Linked DNA regions of Homo sapiens: region 1 is linked to region 2. A link is an interaction called in ENCODE POLR2A ChIA-PET data of the cell type or tissue named here. Cell type or tissue: OCI-LY7. All regions are shown on one strand. Each heading gives the region's core, and the rest is flanking DNA. Links, peaks and the distances in the headings are about the cores only.

Region 1 (2,918 bases), core at 134-2,633, 120 kb before region 2:
TGGTAGACATTTTTCCCTAAACGTTTTAAAACAAGGCTTCTAAAATTGTCTTCAGGAAATTAATTTAGAGTATTCATAAGAAAAAGAAGACTTGATGCTTTATGCATCCAAGAGTAAATGAAACACAGGGCTATATTAATATTTACCAAATCAGCTGAAATCCAACTGCTTAGAGAGATGCTTTTCAGTGGCTGACTCGTGTTTTTAACTACAATGATCCTACTTTTCTGGCCTCTGCATATCTGAGTTTGTTAAAGACAGAAAGCCGATCCCCTGCTTTAAGAGCTAAGGTTCCAATCTTATTCAAATGGTCATATCCATCTGTCCTGATGTAAGAAAACTATATTTACGAATATGCTCATGTTTTCCTTCTTATGAGAAAAAAAATCCCTAGCAATACATAAAATTCATATTATGCTTTTATTCTCACTTTCATCATCAACATTCAGATTTAATTCCATAGACAAGCTTGCCCATACTTGGTGTGTACGTGCTTCAGGTAGCAAAGAGAATCCATCAGCCCTAGGGTCTCAAGTCCTGGCTCCTTCCTCAAGGCACCTATGTGACTCTGACAACGACTTCTGCCCTAGTTCTATGGAAATGTACGTTCCACAGTAAGATTGAGTCACAGCCAACTGAAGACCACCGAGGTCACCTCTCAGCTCAGCCCAGGCTTTGTATGGGCTCCTGTGGGACCCTCACTCAACAAACAGCTGTGGGAACCCCAAAACTGGAGGGGATCCTTGGCTTCCCCCCAAGGAATTAATTAAATGAATTCCAGGTGAGACTACACCTTGCCATTGAACTGAAGGCCTTGGAGCCTTCTGGGGCAACCTGAGACTCTTTTCCCAGCACAAGTTTTGCTGAGTGTCAGAGGAGCTCCATCTGACATGGCACAGAAGCTCTTCTTAGCTCCACAGCACATTTCATGGGATTGCACACACCTGTGAGGCCAGTGTACTGGGGGCTCCCAGAGTGAGGCAGGTTGTGTAGGGCTGGTCCTGGAGAGGCAGTAATCATGCGCCCAGCCTTCCTGCACATTTGCTCTGGCAGGAGCTGCATCTGCACAGTTCTGCACCTTCATGGTCATGGTCACAGGGCCAGCTCCACCACAGGATGCACATGAAGTGCAAAGAACATGGGCCTGAAAATCAGATGCTCTGGGATCTCTGCCCTGAACTCCTGACCTTTGGCCATTTAGGCTATGAACTTTGCCATTTTGACTTTCGGCATTCCTGGTTCTTCAAGCCTGACTCCCAAAATGTAACCAGTGTCCCCCTTACACCAGGGACCTCCCTGTTTCCCAGGCTCTGTCTACTCTTAGTCCTGGCCCCTGACCCTGCTCTGCAAACACCCACTTGCTGGGCAAGGGATCAGGCCAGGGTGGCAGGAAGCTAGGAGGAAGGAGAAGGATTCCCTCTCAGCAATCACTGATAGCAGCAGTCGTATGGGAGATAAGTCAGAAAAGGGCTGAGAAGAGGAGTCAGGGACTCTCAAACTGAGCCTAAATTCACAACAGGGGCTAAACAAATCTTCAGCTGATGATTGCACCCAGGCTTCTGGCAAAAGTCAAAGCAAATACTCTGCAGGAGAGCTTCTGGAAACCGCAGTTTAGACCCACAATACTCACACAGATTAAGATCAGTGCACTTACAATCCAAGAGAAAGGTACTGTAACTGAGAGAGTTAGCAAAAACAACAGACCACAGATTTAGATAGCCAAATGCTGTAGACATTGGAATCATCAGATAGAAGATATAGAATAGCCACATATTAGAGATAAAAGAAATTAGAAATGCAACCACAAAGGTTATCAAACAGCAAGAAATGATTAGAAATAATCAGATGGAGTTTTAAAAATCTAAATTCTAGAAGCAACACCAAAATTATCTTAATTGAAATAAAAACTCAGTGAATGGGTCAAATGGCAGATTAGATACAGTTGAAGAGACAATTGTGAACTAGGAATTGCAACCAAAGAAATTATCCAGAATATAGCCAAGAGTTAAAGATGTGGAAACTATTAAAGAAATGATAACAGATGTGGAATATTGAATGAGACCATCTAAGATACATCTAATCAGAGTTCCAGAAGGAAAGAATTGAAAGAATGGAGGAAAGGCAGTATATAAAGAGATAATTTTCCAGAATGGATGAACAATGTGAATCCATGGATCTAGGAGGCACAATGTATCCCAATCAGGAAAGATAATTAGGTTGATAGCCAACTACTCAACAACAGGAATAATCAGCAACCTCTTCTCTTTCCTTTTCATACCCAACCACAGTTCAGGAGAACAGGAGTTAGGAAAATGAGGGGTATGCTTGGTTTGACTTATAACATTCTTTGATCCACCTTCATCCCCTTCCTATAACTTCTGTCTCCTTCAAAGTTGAGATGAGATGGGGGAGGAGGGAGGAGTATGGAGGTTATAGTGACAAAGGACCTTCATGATTAGCCAGTGCTGTTTATACTCCCCCTTGTCTGCCATTGCCTTCTGCATTGGTAGACTTTCAAATGCATTCTTTCTTCCTTGATTTTTCTTTTGGTGCTCTTTTGTGAGCTACATTCTTGGGCTTCTCCATTTTGGCCACTCCTGTAGCACCTACACCTCAGCAATATACCTTTAGCTCATTGGGCTAAAATCCCTTGTCCTAGCAGTCAGTGCTCTTGGGTGGGGTCCTCCAAGAGGATGTGAGCCTCATTTCCCTCCATGGGACCCCAAATGTGTGAGAGCAGCCTGTCCCACAGTGACTTCTCTTCATTCTGCCATAACTGGCTCCAGCCATACCCCCCATCAGAAAGATGCAGGAGAGAGACAGATACCAGATGCTTTCCTCATGTGTGCCCCCAAACTCGAAGGGATGCATAGCATACCCTTTCCAGCATGGGCCAGGCCTGCGAGTTGTTCTTACAG
Region 2 (2,918 bases), core at 127-2,626:
CTCAGTTGGACCATATCTCTAGAGTGGCTCTGTAAGTTTTAGGTAAGAAACTATTTTTAAAATAACTGTCAGTAACCTAAATTGGGGCTTCTAATACTGACTGTATTCAAAGAAGCCTTTAAAACAAATACTATATTTGTAATTTTTTAAAAAAGAGTATAGAGTTATGAGGTAGACCACATATGAATCTTTTCATCGTGAATTAACACAAAGTTGTAGGTTTTTCCCCCTCGCTATTCTTCTAGGAAAGACAAGATGAAATATCAGCATGCCATCCCAAGGAAAAAGCAGTAATTACACTGCAATTAATTACTACCATCTTGTCAACATCACTTCTAGCTCACTGCTTTCAGGCAATTACCTACCCTCTTCCACTGTTGAATCCAGCTGGGTGACTTTGACAGCAAGGCGATCAATTCTGTCTTGAAGAGAATTTGCTCTGATGTAGAAGTTGTTAGCCTCATTAAACAACTCACCAAATATGTCTTCAGCATGTTTGCCTGTAGAATAAAATGAATGGAGAAGGCCATCTGTTAGGGAGCTGATGAAGCGGCCCTCACACATCCTCACCAGTGCTTATTCCTGTCAACATGTGGGATTTTGTGCAAACGAGTATGAAAATAAAGTGTCACAGTCCAAGGCCTTTAGAACTTTTGAAGTTTATTAGAGATACTCATATAAATCTGAAACTGACTCAATGTTGTAGAATTTTAAAATATCCCAGACAGTATAGAATCTTTATTGCTACATGAGCTATCGCTCAAGTTGCTTCCCACTAACTGCAACTTAAGTTCTCATTTTTCACGCTTTAAGTGTAAATACAATCTCAGGAACCAAACTTTCACTTATTCCTCAAGATAATTCAATTATCATGTTGGCCTTTAAATCTGGGATTTTATCTCATTCACAATCAGAAACATTAGATATTTTATTTGTGCCTAACACTTTCCAATGGCATTAAATTCTTCTAATTAATATTGTGAAATCTAGGTATATAGCGCTGACTCAGGCACTCTCTATAAACCAAGATTTTGAATTCTGAGTTAAATTTTTCTGCGTGGCTCATTTCCACATTCCTCTGAGTGCCAGATATAACTCCCACTTTTCTTAAAATGTAACATTTCTGAAAATTCAGCAAGCAAGATAAGAATCATTATCTGCTTACACTGAATTTCCAAATCCTAACACCATTACTTTATCCATGCAACAAATATTAAATAGCTGCCTACTCTGAGTGTGCAAGGCACATCTCACCTTAACTTTTCTGACAGACATACCTACCACTTCTTTTTATTTTCATTTTCTATCAGTTTATCACTCAAATGAGAGAGAGAACCTGAACCTCCCAGGAAGAAAACTTCATTAGAGTTAAGAATAACCCTAAAGTTCCCATGGTGCTTTATAGTTTATACGCTGCTTTCACAGCCACTTTCTGTACTCTTTGCTATAATCCATGAGACTGTGAACTCCGTGTGTTCCATGTTTTAGCCTTAGCCCTGTGTGATGCCTCCTGCACACACCTGTTCAATGAATAAGTGAGCCCGGGAGGTAAACAGGAAGTTAATGTTTTCATTCTCTGGCTGACTAAACAGAGGATCAGAAAGGTGATCCGTCCAAATCCCATGGCTAGTACATGGCAGAAATAGATGAAACAAAAATATGGTCTTCTAACTTTTAGTTCTCTGCTTTTATCACATAGCTCCCTGGACTCCCTTGGCTGCAATCTTCATGAATTATTTCATGCCATGAAACACTCGATAATTTCTTATCTACTTAATGAAATGGACTAAAATATTTTACTGCTTAAATGGTTACACCTAGACACTGGGAATGAATTCTTATGAATTTAAAATTAGTATAATTTCATAGATTCTGTGTAACTGTTTTAACAAGAAGAATTCCTCTTAGAAAATAAGAATAAATCAATAAACATGTACCCCATCCCCCACCAAAAAAGGAGAGAAAAACCCAGATTTCAGCTTTCAGCTAAGCATTAAATTGCTTCTCTTAAAGCTCAATATCCACAGCATGGTCTTCTGGGTTCACTTAAAATTCTGTCAACAGTTCCCATTCCCATAATATGCAAAATGGTTCCACAAAGGCAAAAAAATAAAGCCTTCACACAAACTATATACATTTTAAAATACTATAACTAGCTGCAGCATCCAGAATTAATGCTCGTTTATTGCTTTATGAACACCTTCCTGAGCTCCAGACTTGTTATCTAACTAGCTACTGAACATCTCCATGTTGACGTCTGTTAAGATTCTCAAATCCTGTACAAGCTGAAATATAACTCCTTTTCACCTTACCTCAAACCTGCATCCCCATGTTAAAAAGAACCCACCATCCAAAATGAAGCCCAAGCCAGAAATGGTGTCATTGTGACAGCTCCCTCTCTCTACGGCTAACTCAACACCAAGTCTTGTCCCTTCTACACCCACCGCCATCTTGCCCCAGACCCTCGTTTCTCTCCTGAATTACATCAATAGCTTTTAGATTCACCTCCCACCCCCGAACCCATGCATCACACTGCTGCCAAATGATCTAACAGAAAGAACTGACTACGTCATTTCTATTTAAATTCTTTACTGCTCCTCGTCATTTCAAGATAAAATCTAATAAGTATGTGTATGTGTATGTGTATGTGTATGTGTATGACACAGAGGGCCCTGTGCACTGCACTTCATTTCTTTTTTCCCCGGTTTTTTAAAAAATAATTTCAACTTTTATCTTAGATTCAGAGGGTACATGTGCAGGTTCGTTACATGGGTATATTGAGTGACTGCAGTTTGGGGAATGAATGATCCCATACCCAGGTAGTGAACACAGTATCCAAGAGACACTTTGTTGGCCTTTGCCCCTCTTCCTCTCTCCCCATCCAGTAGTCCCCAGTGTCTACTGTTCCCATTTTTATG

Evidence for each region. ChIA-PET counts read pairs that join two places held together with the same protein. Peaks named below come from ENCODE experiments on the same cell type or tissue, not always from the same donor. Only the 100,000 strongest peaks of a DNase experiment are listed, where the experiment ranks them.
Region 1: POLR2A ChIA-PET joins it to region 2 with 5 read pairs; 1 of 35 experiments calls an interaction of 5 or more read pairs at or near these places.

The regions. Positions count from the first base shown.
Region 1 is chr13:26,781,523-26,784,440 of GRCh38, reverse strand. No RefSeq gene overlaps it. Among named protein-coding and RNA genes, the nearest start is that of GPR12, 22 kb to the right of the region's middle. In OCI-LY7, for the core only: no CTCF peak of the experiment used is centred there; no DNase peak of the experiment used is centred there.
Region 2 is chr13:26,662,610-26,665,527 of GRCh38, reverse strand. It overlaps WASF3 (WASP family member 3), which reads right to left. Exons shown (of 10, transcript NM_006646.6): 4 at 366-500. Among named protein-coding and RNA genes, the nearest start is that of GPR12, 97 kb to the left of the region's middle. In OCI-LY7, for the core only: no CTCF peak of the experiment used is centred there; a DNase peak (open chromatin) is centred at 1,517; H3K4me3 peaks cover 1,683 bases; H3K27ac peaks cover 2,220 bases.